Regions from separate parts of the Mus musculus genome. Here regions 1 and 2 are each linked to region 3. A link is a loop called in an ENCODE intact Hi-C map of the cell type or tissue named here. Cell type or tissue: left cerebral cortex. All regions are shown on one strand.

What was found. Peaks named below come from ENCODE experiments on the same cell type or tissue, not always from the same donor. Only the 100,000 strongest peaks of a DNase experiment are listed, where the experiment ranks them.
Region 1: a loop joins it to region 3, with 4 times the contacts of the local background. A loop is called at or near these places in 5 of 42 quality-filtered maps.
Region 2: it touches region 3 in a loop (5-fold over the local background); 4 of 42 quality-filtered maps call a loop at or near these places.

What each region holds. Positions count from the first base shown.
Region 1 is chr12:8,495,846-8,500,845 of GRCm38, reverse strand. It overlaps Rhob (ras homolog family member B), which reads left to right and starts at 837. Exons shown (of 1, transcript NM_007483.3): 1 at 837-3,185. The coding sequence starts at 1,214. The coding sequence ends at 1,804. In left cerebral cortex, CTCF peaks have their summits at 866 and 2,175 (motif pointing left); DNase peaks (open chromatin) are centred at 3,812, 4,236, 4,503, 4,744 and 7 more places; H3K4me3 peaks cover 4,569 bases; H3K27ac peaks cover 5,000 bases.
Region 2 is chr12:8,468,902-8,473,901 of GRCm38, reverse strand. No RefSeq gene overlaps it. Among named protein-coding and RNA genes, the nearest start is that of Gm51967, 22 kb to the right of the region's middle. In left cerebral cortex, no CTCF peak of the experiment used is centred here; DNase peaks (open chromatin) are centred at 1,083 and 2,747; H3K27ac peaks cover 804 bases.
Region 3 is chr12:8,341,771-8,346,770 of GRCm38, reverse strand. It overlaps Hs1bp3 (HCLS1 binding protein 3), which reads right to left. Exons shown (of 7, transcript NM_021429.3): 7 at 2,947-4,939. The coding sequence ends at 4,684. Among named protein-coding and RNA genes, the nearest start is that of Gm33134, 20 kb to the left of the region's middle. In left cerebral cortex, no CTCF peak of the experiment used is centred here; DNase peaks (open chromatin) are centred at 110, 1,688 and 2,268; H3K27ac peaks cover 3,554 bases.

The DNA of each region.
Region 1 (5,000 bases), 150 kb before region 3:
CTTCAAGCAGTTCTCTGGCTTTAGGGCGAGAATCAGATGTAATGTGGTAGGACTGGGTGAAGGTTGCCTGCCCAAGCTGGGTGCTTTCTTTTTCAGCGGAGTGCCCTGCACCTCGCTTTCCTTTGTCCTACAGCTGTGTGTCTCCTAGATTCCTCCCCTTATCTTCTTCACCCGGAGACCTAAGTGTGGGCCTTGAAGAGAAAGCCGAGAGGGGACTCACCCAGGCCCACACAATTTACTGTTAGCCTTTCTCAGTGAAAAGGCTGCCCTGGGTAAGTGTCAGAATTCGGCCCAGAGCACACGAGGGGTTAGTTATCTAAACAAAGTTAAGAAAGAACGAAACCCTTGGCTAGGTAACAAAACCGTGCACCGGTGTCTGTTTAAGTGAAAACAAAACCACGTTAAAGGCGCCGCCCCTCCCCCATGCTTGATCACCCGTAGTTCGCTCGGAAGCTAGATAAAGCTGAAGCCCTGGGAGCAGCCAACGCCCCACAAGAGTGTAGCTCGTCTCGGAACTGCCCACCCAGACCCGGAGGGCTCCAGGCTGCCTGCTCCACGATGTCGCACTCAGAGAGGCTGCGACGAAGGCGGGGACCCGGCGGCCACACAACCCCACGGGGCGGGTCGCCGCGCAGACTCCACAGTCAACGCCTCTCCCAGCCCCGCGGACAGGGCAGTCAATCAAGCTAAGGCGAACCCGCCTTCGGACTGCAGCGGGCGACCAATCGGAGCCAAGCTCCGCAGCGATGAGCTCAGCCCTATGGCTTCCCATTGGGTGGCTATATTAAGAAAGTGGCCGGACTCTTTAAATAGCGGGCGCTAGGGCCGCAGCCCGCATCTGCCACCGCAGTTCGGTTGTCGTCGTCTGCGCCCCTGTACCCTAGGTCTAGAGTGAACCCGCCCCGGGAAAGAAGCTAGGCCGGGTCCGCAGCATCAGCCATCACTTCGCACAAAGCAGCGCAGCTCCGGGACCGCCGAGGACCACAGCGGCGCGGCAGCGGCGCGGCGACACTCAGTGCACCGTATGCCCCTGCGCCCCTGCCGAGGCAACCGGAGCGCCCCGAGAGACCGCGCCGCCGCGGGGTCCAGGTGCAGTTAGCGAGCCTAGCCCGCAGCGCGCAGTCGCGGGAGAGCGGGGAGCGGCAAGCAACAGGGAGCGGGACGGCGGCGAGGCGCTCGCGGGCCCCTCCTGCTGCCCGCGCCCGGCGAGCTCATGGCGGCCATCCGCAAGAAGCTGGTGGTGGTGGGCGACGGCGCGTGCGGCAAGACGTGCCTGCTGATCGTGTTCAGTAAAGACGAATTCCCCGAGGTGTACGTGCCCACCGTGTTCGAGAACTATGTGGCGGACATCGAGGTGGACGGCAAGCAGGTGGAGCTGGCGCTGTGGGACACGGCAGGCCAGGAGGACTACGATCGTTTACGGCCGCTCTCCTATCCGGACACCGACGTCATCCTTATGTGCTTCTCGGTGGACAGCCCGGACTCTCTCGAGAACATCCCCGAGAAGTGGGTGCCCGAGGTAAAGCACTTCTGCCCCAATGTGCCCATCATCCTGGTGGCCAACAAAAAAGACCTGCGCAGCGACGAGCATGTCCGCACGGAGCTGGCCCGCATGAAGCAGGAGCCAGTGCGCACGGATGACGGCCGCGCCATGGCGGTGCGCATCCAAGCCTATGACTACCTCGAGTGCTCGGCCAAGACCAAGGAGGGCGTGCGCGAGGTTTTTGAGACGGCCACGCGCGCCGCGCTGCAGAAGCGCTACGGATCCCAGAATGGCTGCATCAACTGCTGCAAGGTGCTATGAGGGACGCGTCCTGCCTCACGCCCTTGCCAGCGTGGCTCCCCCTCCTTGGCCCGGTCGCCCACGAACCGGGAGAAAGGGAGACCCATGCCCCCAAGGACACCACCAGACTGCCTGACATCTGCTGGTGGCTCTGGCTGGTCACGCTGAGAATTAGCGTGGGCACCGAGCTCCCCCTTCCCAGTGTCTGTGTGTGTCCAGCTGTGTGGCACAGGCCTGGGCACCCTGCTGAGTGCCAAGGGGTTCCTGAGCATCCTTTTCTAAAGAGCCAGGCCTCAAAGTGTGGTTGTGTGTGTGTACGACTCCCTACACCCCACCCGACTCCTGCCCCACCCCCGCCTCTGGTTTCCCCAGGGGCACGCAGAGTGGTTGCGCCCCCAGCAGGTTTGCTTGTAACCAGCAAGCCACTACTGTTGCTCCATGTCTGTAACATAGACCCCTGGAATGGCGGGAGGGGAGGGCTGGGGGGAGGATGGGGCTGTTACATAAATACAGATTTTATTTTCGGAGGCAGAATGGTATTGTTTAGTGGTGTGTGGGGCGACCAGGGCCCAGAGCAGCTCCTTTCCCAGGCTGGGTCAGGCGCCCACCCATCCAAGCATGAACTGGACTTGGCCATCTTTCCACACCCTGGGGAAGACATTTGCAACTGACTTGGGGTCGAGAGGAAGCAGCTCAGACAGTGTCTCCTGGGCCAACCCCCAGCGAACCTCCGGCAGAGGATCCAGGGTGTGCAGTGGGGTCACTTTTGCCATAAGCGAACTTTGTGCCTGTCCTACAAATGAACATTGTTCAGCTCAAGAGACTATTGTTACTGAATTTATTTAAACGCTGAAGCTTTTTGTTGTTGATGAAAGAGTTCTTTGCACAATTGTCCCATTGTTTGACACCCAGTGTACTTGTCATTTGCATAAGACAGCATTCTGACCACACTTGTATGCTGTAACCTCATCTACTTCTGATGGTTTTTTTAAAACTATGATGACTCTAAGATTACAAAAACAACTAACTTTTGCTTTGTTTTCTTGAAAAAAAAATGTCAACAGTGTGAATTTTTTCTTTAAATTTGTGTAGCATACGCAGTTTTGGTAAAGGAAGGCAACAGGTATTGGGGTCTATTTAAACCCCCCCTCCCACAAGACAAGTCTCTTCTGTGTGAAATTTTCTGTACGTTCCATGTGCAGAGAAAAGCCTCCCCCCTCTCCCCCCCGCCAGCCCAGTGGTACTTCTAAATTGTCTTGTTTTGTTTTTGTTTTATTTTTTTTAAATAAACTGACAGATGACAAATGGTGAACTTATGATGTTTACATAAGAGTTCTATAAGCTGTGTATACAGATTTTTATGTAAAATATTAAAAGACTATGATCATGACATTTATAAACAGCTCCTGTGGCTTAATAGTGTCAGAAGATGTCTGAATTGGGGGTAAGGGAAGAGTTCTTGTGGAGGTCCTTTCTGGCAGTAACTGCAGCCTCTCTATAGTAGTAAATATGGCCATGAGCCTGGCACCTTTTAGGGGCTGGGTGACCCTGAGAGGCCAGGTTATTCCTGTCAGATTCCCGGAGGAGGCTAAGCTTGTCGTCCATCAGACACCCAGAGTGTACTAATTATTGTGAATTTAGTCCCATTAGGTGAGGACAAAGGTCTTGGTTTGACTTCATCTATAGGTCTTTAAGAAGTGTCTGAAGTTTATTCTGGGCTCTACTACTCTCACTTCAACAATAAGAAAGGTTGCTGTTTGTGAATGTTAAACATAGATGACTTTATTATTATTATTTAAAATGTTTTTAGGGGGGTGGTTAATCACATGTGTGGACCAGGCTAGAATTTAAGAGATGGGGAAAGCATGGCAGTGATGGCGGATGCCTTCAGTCCCAGCAAAAGCAGGCAAATCTCTTGAGTTATAGGCCAGCCTGGACTACAGATGCAGAGTGGGTTCCAGGGCTACACAGAGAAAAAAGAACAGACAAGCAAAGGAATAGACAATACTCCCAGAAACTAAGTTGGTATCTCTGGGAAAGGTTTGTGTGTGTGTGTGTGTGTGTGTGTGTATCTCTTGAGTGGGAGCCTAGGGAGGGAGTTGAAATAAGGAGCTGGCTCTTTAATTACAGAACTTTTGCCTGAATGTTTACAAAGGAACCCATGATGCCTTCCTCTAAGGACCAGGAAAGACCCAGTGTTTGACAGGTAGGCACTTTAAGCTAGAGCAGACCCTTTTTTTTTTTTTTTTTTTTTTTTTTTTTTAAGATTTCAATATTGAGGCCCCCTAATTTCAGACAGGCTTCCTTCTGCAGTGTACTCCAGCTAGACTGGCTGGTTTGCTCTTCAGAGCCCACATTAAAACCCTGCTCTAGACGGGAGGGCTCAAACCCGCCAGCTCCGAGGCTTCCAGAGAAGCGTGCCAACCTCTCCCATCTCATTCATGGGTGTGTTTTTGCTTTTGACAGCTTTGCTTTCTGGGCTCTTCGCGCTGGGTTGCCACCCTCTCTATGCCCCACCCCCACCCCACCCCCCGGGGTCCAAGCTGGGGAGGCCTCCTTTGAAGTTGCAGGCTTCAAAGAGGAGGCTTCTGTTTCCTTGTCTTCCCTCAGACTCTGAAGCACTTTTGTGAGCTCAGAAAAACCTGTCTGTGGTGACCTTTCACCCACTTAAGCATCCAGGACCTGGGCCTCCAGCTCCGCAGAGCCAAGGCCCATAGGCCAACAGTGGGGGATTGTCTGGGCTCTGCCAGGAGTGCCAAGGCTGGGTCTGCCCTGGGTGGCTGCTTCTTTGAGCAGAGTTTACTCCTTCCCCGTTCCCTTAACACTGCTCACCTTTATCCCACAGTTCATTTTAGAGACAAGTCTTTTCGATGAAAAACAATGTTTACTTGCAGATTTCCTGGTCGGAGTCCTTCCGCGTACCAGGGAGTGCAGGAACTAACTCTCTGTTGGGGAAAGAGTTCAGGCTTGGGCCAAATGCCCAGAACTTAGCTCTACAGCCAGCTGTCTGAGAACCTGGAGACCAGTCTCCTGAAAAGACCCATTCTGGACTTCCTGCCACTGCAGATCTGTCTGGTACTGAAAGCTGTTTTTCGTGTTTGGGGAAGACCAACACACAGATAATGCTCTGGCGCCCGAGTTACCCTTGGTTTAAGATTCAGGGCACTTACTGTAATATTCCTGCCAGAACACACTCTTTTTGTTACACCAGGGTCCA
Region 2 (5,000 bases), 130 kb before region 3:
CAAGCAGGGGCAACGGTGAAAGAATTAAAATTCCTGCCCCCCCCCCACCATAGGCGCTTTCCAGGGTTGCTTGGTGAATTCATTCCCTGCTGATCCTTGCAAACTCCAGAACTAGGGCTGGCACACAGCAAATCTTTGTTGAGTGGGTGGTTCAAACAATACCAATGTTAGCATCGAGTCGGCCTCACTGTTGTAGTAAACAGCTGGACACTCCCAGAGTTTGAGCAGGTGCATGTGTGACTTTGAAAGCTGCAGGGGAGAGTTACCTGTCATTAATGAACAGGCTGGAAAAGCATGGCTTTTGTCACCTTTCATTTTGATCGGGTCTGTCCTACATGCTAAGAAGCAGAAGCCATCATGAAGGCAATACTTTTCAAAACTCATACTGTAACGCTTCTATATATATATATATATATATATATATATATATATGTATATATAATGTTTTTATGAGTTGGATTTTGCAGTTCTCCTTGGGTTTGTGGAGGGCAAGGCAGTTTCAGCATTCCCATTTTACAGATCGGGATGTTGAGGCTGAACGTATCCCCAAAAGAGCCAAAGCTGAGATAGAAATGACTGGAGATTTTGTGCCTTTCTAATACCCCAAGCTGGGGGTAGTTGAGTCATCAAAGTGTACAATTTTCTTTTTGTTCCACCAAATGAGAGGTGGCACTCGATCTGGCCTGCATGGAAATACTGTTATAAGCCAGATGCAGGCTCTGAATGACTATGCAATTACCAGGACAAGGGTATAATTTGGGGAGTGCAGCCTGGGTGGGCTTTCCTTATGATAAACTCTGCTATTATCAGACAAGATCATGTGTTTGAACCAAACGAAGGTGATTCTGGTCCCAAGCACGTCTGGCCCAGGCAGACTGCATACAGCCTTCATCTCTTGAAGGTGCCCAGTGGAATTCTGTGTCTATGGTCATTTCTGTGAATTCAGAGCAAAAACCAAATGAAACCCAGATACAAGCAACCCTGGTAGGGGCCTGCTTAACTCCATCACCCAGGTTCTGGGCAGTGTTCCAGCCCCTGTGTGAAGCCCAGGCTGAACCTTCCCTCTATTTGGAGTACCAGAGCCAAGTGCCAGTCTTGACTGATGGGCTGAGCTGTGCTTCAAAACAGAAAAGCCAGCTGCATCCTGCGGATGGATGGCTACTTCCTTCTGGTGTTCACCAAAGCTCACAGGGGCTTTTAGATCAGTTACCTCAGCTAGAGACCTGGGGGCGTGGGGTGACAGCGACTGCTTGCTGGTGCTCCTGGGCGCATGTGCAGTGGATTGCTCTCTGCTCCATAACTTCAAACCAGCATGTGAGGTAACAAGTTTTATTCATATTTTACAGAGGGAAATATATATATATATATATGAAGGGATTTAATGTCTCAGCAAAAAGAGAAAGATTAAAAAAAAAGCAGACCTTAACCGGTCTTCTATCACAGCTAACCTGTATTTGCTGCCATACCTAATTATCCTCACAAAAGCAAACCCGAAGGTGGAATGAGCCAAGGCCACACCCTGAGTTTGACAAAACCAAGGTTACTGTGCCACACTCTTGCTTACAATGCCAAACATCCCACCGTGGCTATGCAAGACTTCTTCCCCTATCCTTGGCCTGATCTTCCTTGAAGATAAGATTTATGAAGACACTTGACCATGGAGTTGCCGTGGTGCTTGCTTACAGCATCCAGTCTGAGCCGACTCTGCCTAGTGTCCTGTCCACCCTCACCCTTCTCCCAAGTCTGTCTGATACCCTTTTGCTGAGATCCCCTGGTCTGTTCTCTCCCTCTCCACCCACATCTCTCTCCAATAAATAAATACTTACTCAGGTACACTTTTGCTTAAGCCCCAAAGTTGGCGATGGATTCATACCTAGGAATCATCTTTTTCTTATCCTAGAGTCTGCATATTGGGACCTCCTCCTCCTTCTTTTTAAAGATTTATTTATTTATTTCATGTATGTGAGTACACTGTCACTGTCTTCAGAAACACCAGAAGATGGTGTCAGATCTCATTACAGTTGGTTGTGAGCCACCATGTGGTTGCTGGGAATTGAACTCAGCACCTCTCAGTCAATGTTCTTAACCACTGAGCCATCTCTCTGGCCCTATATTGGGACTTTCTGTCTAGGTGAATGAAGCATTCAAAGCACTGTAAAGAGCTCTAGTCACCATAGCGACTTCCTCCCACTGAAGGAAGGAAGGTTGAAGCTCTTTAGCCACTCCTGGTGGCCCTGACGGTGGTAGTACATTCTACCCTCCCATATGCTCAGAAGTCATCCCAGACAGGGGATTTTTCTACCAGCTGACCATCTGGAAGAAGGGATAGTAAAATCAAACACCTCTCACTGTCATGTGCTCACACCCTCTGGACAGGCCAGTATGTTAGGCGATGCCCACAGCCTGTAAAGTGACCATCTTATCCACTTCTGGTGGTCTACTCTGTCTGGCACACAAGCCGGCCATGTGCTCTACTGGAGAAAACAGCTGAGACCCCTTTCCCGGTGTTGTTCTTTGTTCTTGATAATGTCTCTAGACAACTTCCCTCAGCCCAGTAAGCTTGAGGTTAAAGGAGACAGCTAGCTATGGTAACAGACACCCTTGGGACCCTGTAGTCTATGCACCTGATGGCTTTAGACACAGATTTGACATAGCTCCCATCCACAGGCATCCAGTACCGATGCCAGGGAGCCATTCTGCCTCTGCAGCTGCTAAGATAGCAACAATTACTGTGGGCGCCCAGCATCAGTGCCACTTATGAAACATTGTGCTGTGCCAAGGACATTTTTATACTTATTTAATCCTTACTTTAAAACACTCTAAAGAATGGGGGATGTAGCTTAATTGGTAGAGTTTTTGCCTGGCATGCACAAAGTTTTGGCTTTGATCCTCATTATGTACAAAACTAGGCATGGTATTTCACATTTCTAATCCCAGGAAGATTTTAGGAGGTGGAGGCAGGAGGGTCAGAAGTTCAACGTCATCTTTGGCTACATAGTGTATTAGAGGCCAGCCTGTGCTACATGATAGTGATACCTTCTCACCAACCAACCAATGAATAATATTGCAACAAAAATAATGTTGTTATTATTTTATAAATGAAGATCCAAGAAGTTTGATACTATTCTAAGCTGGTACAGTTTATAGTTTATAAGCTACAAGATTACAATTTGGATGCAGTTCCATCTCCTACTCTACTGAATCTCTCCAGCTCTGAACATTGGTCATTCTATCTGCACCGAGTGACCACACAAGTGTGGTAGCTTTGCTGTGCCATGGCCCCTACCATGTCCAGAAGGACTTCTGGTTCTACTGCCAACAGCCTCTCTAAGGATGGCTGTCTAAGGCTAGCTCTTTCTTAGGGATGACAAACAGCCATTGATTTCGAGAGGTATATTGATAGGAGAGGTATACAAGCCCAGCCCTTGCCATAGCTGAGGACCATGATGAAGGCCTATCTCTGTTTTCAGTTCTCTATGGGGTCAGCTAGAGTTCATGATGAGGTCAGCTAGACCCCGTGATGGTGCTATAGCCCAGTGGCTCCCTCTGGCAATCTTACACACCATGGCCCTGTCGTGGTCATCTTAGGAATCCTAAGCGTCTCTTTAGGAATCTTCCTATATACTGTCCTCTCTCACAGTCTGGTTTTTGCGACCCCCCCTCCCCCGTAACAAGGATATTTTGCAAGACTAGCTTTGGGAGAGGTGAGTTTTGCCCATTGGCTTCTGTACAAAATTGCAGTGCCTGCAGAAGTCCATGTCCTCAGCAGGAAGGACAGGCATTCTTATGTTCTTGGCCTCATACTAACACACACTCGCGCGCGCGCGCGCGCGCGCGCGCGCGCGCGCACACACACACACACACACACACACACACACACATACACACACACACACACACACACATTCAGGCTAGAAGGCCTGGCAGCAATCTGACTAAAGGACATCGGCATGCATGGTTTAACCTTGAAAGCACAATAAATCATTTATAATGGTTGGACTTGAGCAAACAGCCGGTCATTCTGATACCATTCCCTGAGTCTACCAACTCACCGTTTACTTAGTTCTAGTCTATGCCCATCCCTGTGCTAGCAGATAGGAGGACGGAGATAAATCAAATTATTTCTGGTTTTGAGGTACTAACTATCCAGGAAGAGGGGTGACATGAACCCATCAGAATAAAGTATGCAATGATGGTCATTTGCTGTGTCCGACTGGTTGAAAATGTTGAATAATAATAATAATCAGTGAGCATTATACTTCTACACTTAATGGGAACGATGACAAGGTACATGATGTGGGCGATGGCGCAGTTAGTATATGCTTATTACACAGACATGAGGACCTGTGTTCAGTCCTTGGCATCCATGTAAAATCCAGGTGCAGCGGCATGTGCTGTTTGGGAAAAGAGGCAAGCAAATAGAGCCCCAGGGATCACTGGCCACCCAGTTTCGCCAAATCAGTGGGCTTCTCAGTGAGAGACTGTCTCAAAAACTAAGATGGATGGCTCTTGAGGATGGATGATTAAGGCTGACCTCTGGCTTTTCCAGGAGTGTACATACATGCAGACCTGCAGGTTACAGACCCACCTGGCCATGCCCTCACACACAGAAACATTGTCAAGCAAAGATAGTGTGAAAAGAAACAGGCTTTTGAAATGGACTAATGTGAAAAGCAAAAAAAAAAAGGCTTTAGAAATTAGCTACATTTTTGTAGTCTTGGGCAGCCTATGGCTGTGACCTCAGGGTGTAGGAGGCCACTCTAATCATCTTATGGGACCATGACTTGTGTGTGACAATAGTTGAAGACTTCAGCCCTCTCCAGCTGCCATGCTAACTTCTCAAGAGTTAGTGTTCTTTCTATTTATATTTATATAAATATTTATATAAACTCTGTGTCTATGGTCTTCTAGATTAACTTCAATCACTCTTTTGATACCCCATCAGAAAAACATCCCATCTTCTACCTAGAAGTCTACTCTCTCTGACTACTCTCCACCTT
Region 3 (5,000 bases):
CAAGCTTTCTTGAAGGAAGTGACTGAGGCTGTGTTTGTGGGGTTGGCAGAGAAGCATCAGGCCTCTGAACGTGATCAGCAGAGGGAAAACCCACTCACGGAACCCAAGTGGAGCGCATGATCTCCGTGTCAGTGGCTGAAGCTTTATTCTCAGCCTGACCTGAGGAGTACAATCTCTAGCCCCTCACAGTGGCCAGAGCCATGGAAACAAGAGCCAGGAGTCAGCAAGCAGAGCGGGCCCCGAGGTCTGCACATCATGGTTATTCACTGCACAACACCCAGCACCTATAACAGCCAGTGCTTCGGAGAGGCTCACTGAGCGGAAGCCACAGGCCTCGATGACTCCACCTGGCCACTGCCACTTAGTAGGCAGCTCCTTGGGTAAGAGTCCCTCTACGACCAGCTCCCTAAGCTTCTTCAAGCACAGCTACAACTCAGCCAAAGTACATCCTATTTCAGGAATTGAGAGAGTCAGTCTTTTTGTTTGTTTGTTTTTTGAGACAGGGTTTCTCTGTGTAGCCCTGGCTGTCCTGGAACTCACTCTGTAGACCAGGCTGGCCTCGAACTCAGAAATCCGCCTGCCTCTGCCTTCTAAGTGCTGGGATTAAAGGGGTGTGCCACCACCGCCTGGCTGAGTTAATATTTTAAAAAAAGATTTATTTATTTTATTTATATGAGTACACTGTAGCTGTCTTCAGATACACCAGAAAAAGGCATCAGATCTCATTACAAATGGTTGTGAGCCACCATGTGGTTTTCTGGGAATCGAACTCAGGACCTTCAGAAGAACAGTTAAGTGCTCTTAACTACTGAGCCATCTCCCCAGCCCCTGCGATAATCTTTTCAAAACATATTCGATTGCGAGCATTTCATAGGACACCTGTGCACAGGTGTGAACAGGTTCCTACAGCAGTGGGAAGAGGACGTCACGATCCCTTCGATCTGCAGTTACAGGTGGCTGTGAGAAACCCAACCTGTCATGGGTTGTAGGTCCCAGACTTTGATCCTTTAGGAGAGCAGCAAGCTTCCATGATCCCAACCTGACCACCTCTCACTAAAGTGCTGAGAGTCACATGAGGACTGCTAGCTGTTTGTGTCACTTCTCTACCAGTCCCTGGCCACCTTTCTCCTGACTCCTTAGGGTATAGAGTTGGGTAATGATTGCTCAAAACAACAGTCTGCAGTCCATGGGGGCATCTAAGACTAGAACTGAGGGCTCAGCTACTCCAAGGCACTTTGCACATCATGCCTGCTCTGGGCTGTCCTCAGCCTATGGAGAGGTAGCTGAACTGGGAAGTACCTGGCATCCAGGCAGGAGATACACTGGTGGCTTTGTGGTCCTCTTCTGGGGATGCGTATAGCCCGGGTGGTGAGCGAGCTCGAAAGCTAAGCACACACAGCCTTTCACATCAGCCTGGCTCTGGATGGCAGTCTGTAGACACCAAGCCTAGTGATAGCTAGGAACAAAGAGCAGCAGGACTTGGCTGTGATTAGCCTCTGCAGCAAGGACTCTAGTTTCAGAGCCGATCCTTGAGCACATGGGCATGACCAGAGATGCAGAAATGGCCCCTCTATGCAGCAGAGCACAGGATGCCAGCCCGGCCAGAATTAGCCCCAGAACTGGGACTTTGCAGAACTGTCTCAAGTTCACAATGTTCTAAGAACAACACTGGGAGGAAGGGAGCAGCGGATGCAGCCGCTGGCAACACTTCCTGCCCACGGGGCCCATAATAGCCCCAAAGAAGCACACACTGCTGCCCAGCCGTCACTTTCTCTTGCTTGGAGATACTGGAGCTGCGGGCTCCCGAAGAGTCAGTCCTCAGAACAGAACAGCCGTTAGTTCACCCTCAAGAACACAGACTCCAACTCAGTCCTAAGAATTCAAACCTAAGTACTGGGAAGAGAGGCTGAGGGGTGGCTCAGACTGCACACATCTGAGAATCCCTAAGAAGCTGTTTGCTCTGTGGTGGGTGGCAGCCTGCAGAGCTGTATGCTGAAGAACCCGACATGCAGCAGTGCCGTGCTGGGCTGCTGGGGTGCAAGGCTAGGCCTGTGTATTATATCCATCAGGTGGGGCATGTCTGAAATCATGGTACTTCCAGTTCCATGTGGAGAACCCAAGATGAGAATCTGGAGGGAAGGGGTCCTCATTCCACACGGGGCTTGGCTGAGTGATTACTAGCCAGAGACTCCTTCTGGGCCCTCTGCCTCAGTTTACACAGTGGGAAAAACTAGATCTCCTAGATCCCTTCCTTCCTTCCTTTCTCCTAGTTCCAGCTAAGAGACAGTCTGGAGGGCTGGGCCAGAGTTAGCAGACATAGAATACCTACCCTGGTTACAAAGGACTATTCCAGCCCCCCACCAGAGAGAGAGAGAGAGAGAGAGAGAGAGAGACAGAGACAGAGACAGAGACAGAGACACAGAGAGAGACAGACAGAGAGACACAGAGACAGAGACAAAAGAGAGACAAGGCAATAGAGAGGGGGAGACAGAAACGGAGATAGACACACATAGAGAGAGACACACAGAAACAAAGAGACAGAAACACAGAGAGTCAGAGGCATAGAGTACCTTCCCTGGTTACAAGGGACTATCCCAGCCTCCATCACAAAGAGAGAAAGGAAGAGACAGACAGAAAGACAGAGATAGAGAGGTGGGGATAGAAATAGACAGAGACATGGAAACAGACAGACAGACAGACAGACAGACAGACACACACACACACACAGAGAGAGAGAGAGAGAGAGAGAGAGAGAGAGAGAGAGAGAGAGAGAAACACACAGAGTCAGAGACATAAGAGTACCTTCCCTGGCTACAAAGGACAATCCCCTCAACACACACACACACACACACACACACACACACAACACCACCACCACCACCACCACCACCACCACCACCACCACTTCTCCTCTCAGCCCAGGCATGGAAAAGAACAACACTGAAATTCTGGCTTTATCACACACAGACTTTACTGGATAACTGGGAGACAGACTGGCTGTAGGTCACAGACCAGTGATCAAAAGAAGTCATGATTGGAAAAATGCTATCTGTGGGGCAAACAACCATGCCAGGGTGTCCCAAAAGCTCCACAGCAGACAAGTCCCCACTAGTGGGCAAAGCCACACTAGAGAGTGGTAGGTCAGGTCAGATACTGTTAGGGACCCCACGTGGGGATCAGTCCATGGTCATCCAAGCTCCTACACACCCATTGGCTCCTATGTCATCTGTCACCCAAAGTAGGTGCAAGGTGTGTATGAAAGAGGTAGAGAGCTGGTAGCCAAGGCACACAGGAATGGATATAAAGGGACTAGGGTTCAAAGATGCCCAGGGACCACAGTAGGGTGGCTCTACAAAAGATTGGGCCACGTGAACCTTCCTCCGCAGTCAGAGAGGAAGGGGCTTCTGGGCACTGGGCTGAGTTCTAGGCACCAAGAGATGGAGGGGGTGAAGGCCTGCTGGTGAAAGGGAAGCAGAGTTGGGTGGAGGCTGTCTAGAGTCAGTCCTCAGCTCTGGGGACCTTAACCTAGGAGAGCAGAGTATCCGGTCCTTACACAGAACAGCTTGGACACCTGCTCAGAACTAGGCAGGTGACAGGGGACACAGTGAGATGAAAGGCTGTCAGACTTGATACTCCTAGTCTGATCCTGTAGGTCTTACTACAGAGTAGGAGCTGGGGACCCAAGATACTGAAGGCAACAAACAATTGAACTGTGCCACTCAGGGGCTCCTGAAAGTGACTCTTGGACCCAACTGGGCCCTTCTAATGCCTCTGTGAAGCACAACTGACCCAAGGAACAAAGTGGCTGCATTTTGTTTTAAAAAAAAATGTGTTTCATTAAAAAAAAAAAAGTCCCTGACACACAGAATACATTCTAACATTCTATGCTCCACAAAACACCATCTACTGGAAGGCACAGGGTTGCTCTGGGCACAGCTTGGCTGGTGGCTCCACTGGAGAAAGGCTGACGAGCAAGTTCAGATCCTGAGGGCAGACGAGGCCTCAGAGCCTCAAACCCCATGGGCTAAACTCTGGGAGATGCTAAGACCTACTTTGTTGAAAGCCACATCCAAGGACCATGGGCTGGCCAGGCCCTCTCGTGGGAAAGGGAGTAGAAGGCTTGGGGTCCTGGAAGCCCTCCGTGCACTAGAAAGGCAAGGCTGGGACTACGTTTTCTTCTTAGCATTGGAAGCCAGAAGAGCCTGAGAAGGGACTTGGGTCAGGGCAGCCTGGAGAGCTGGTCTTTCTCCTCAGAACACACCTTGGGGGCCCGAGCAGCCATGCTAAGTAGAGAGTTCAGAGTGGCCTGTCCCATGTTCTCCTTTAGCCCAGCCTAGGCTCAGGATAAGCCCCACTTCCCATGCTGAGCTGGCAGAGCCAGTGGGTACAAGTATGAAGAAGATGTCCTTTCCCTTGGTGGGGGCACTGTCCTCTGATCTCAAGACATGCTCACAAATGCCCTCCTTTCCATAGCCCGCTGGGTGGACATGATACGGCTTAATTCCTGTGGTGTTCCCAGCTCTACAGTCTGCAGAGAGTCCTTGTCCATCCCATAGCCCAAGAGAAAAGAAGGATGTGGGACTGGGGCTGGGGAGTCCCTGCCTGGTAAGCAGAACCCACATAGTCACATACAGGCCTCCTCCCCAGGCCCAGCATAGGGTGAAAGGCAGGGTTGTGGGGAAGTCAGAAGAGGCTGGGGGAGTCTTGGGCAAGTGTGTCATGGTCCCGGATATACTGCAAGATGTCCATTTCATCCATAGCTTGGATCTGTTGCTGCTTCTGCGGTCCAGACCCAGGTTCTGACGGGCCCACTGATGCGGGCAGAGTTGGTTTCCTGGGCAATGCTGGCTTAGCTGGGACTAGAGGCTTGGGCTTAGTCTGGGGCTTGGGCTTTGGTTCAGATCCCAGGTTCAGAATCAGGTCCAGGTCCTCTTCAACTCTAGAGAAGCAAGGAGAACAGCCTTAGCATAACTATATCCACAAAGGAGCAAGGGGCGGAG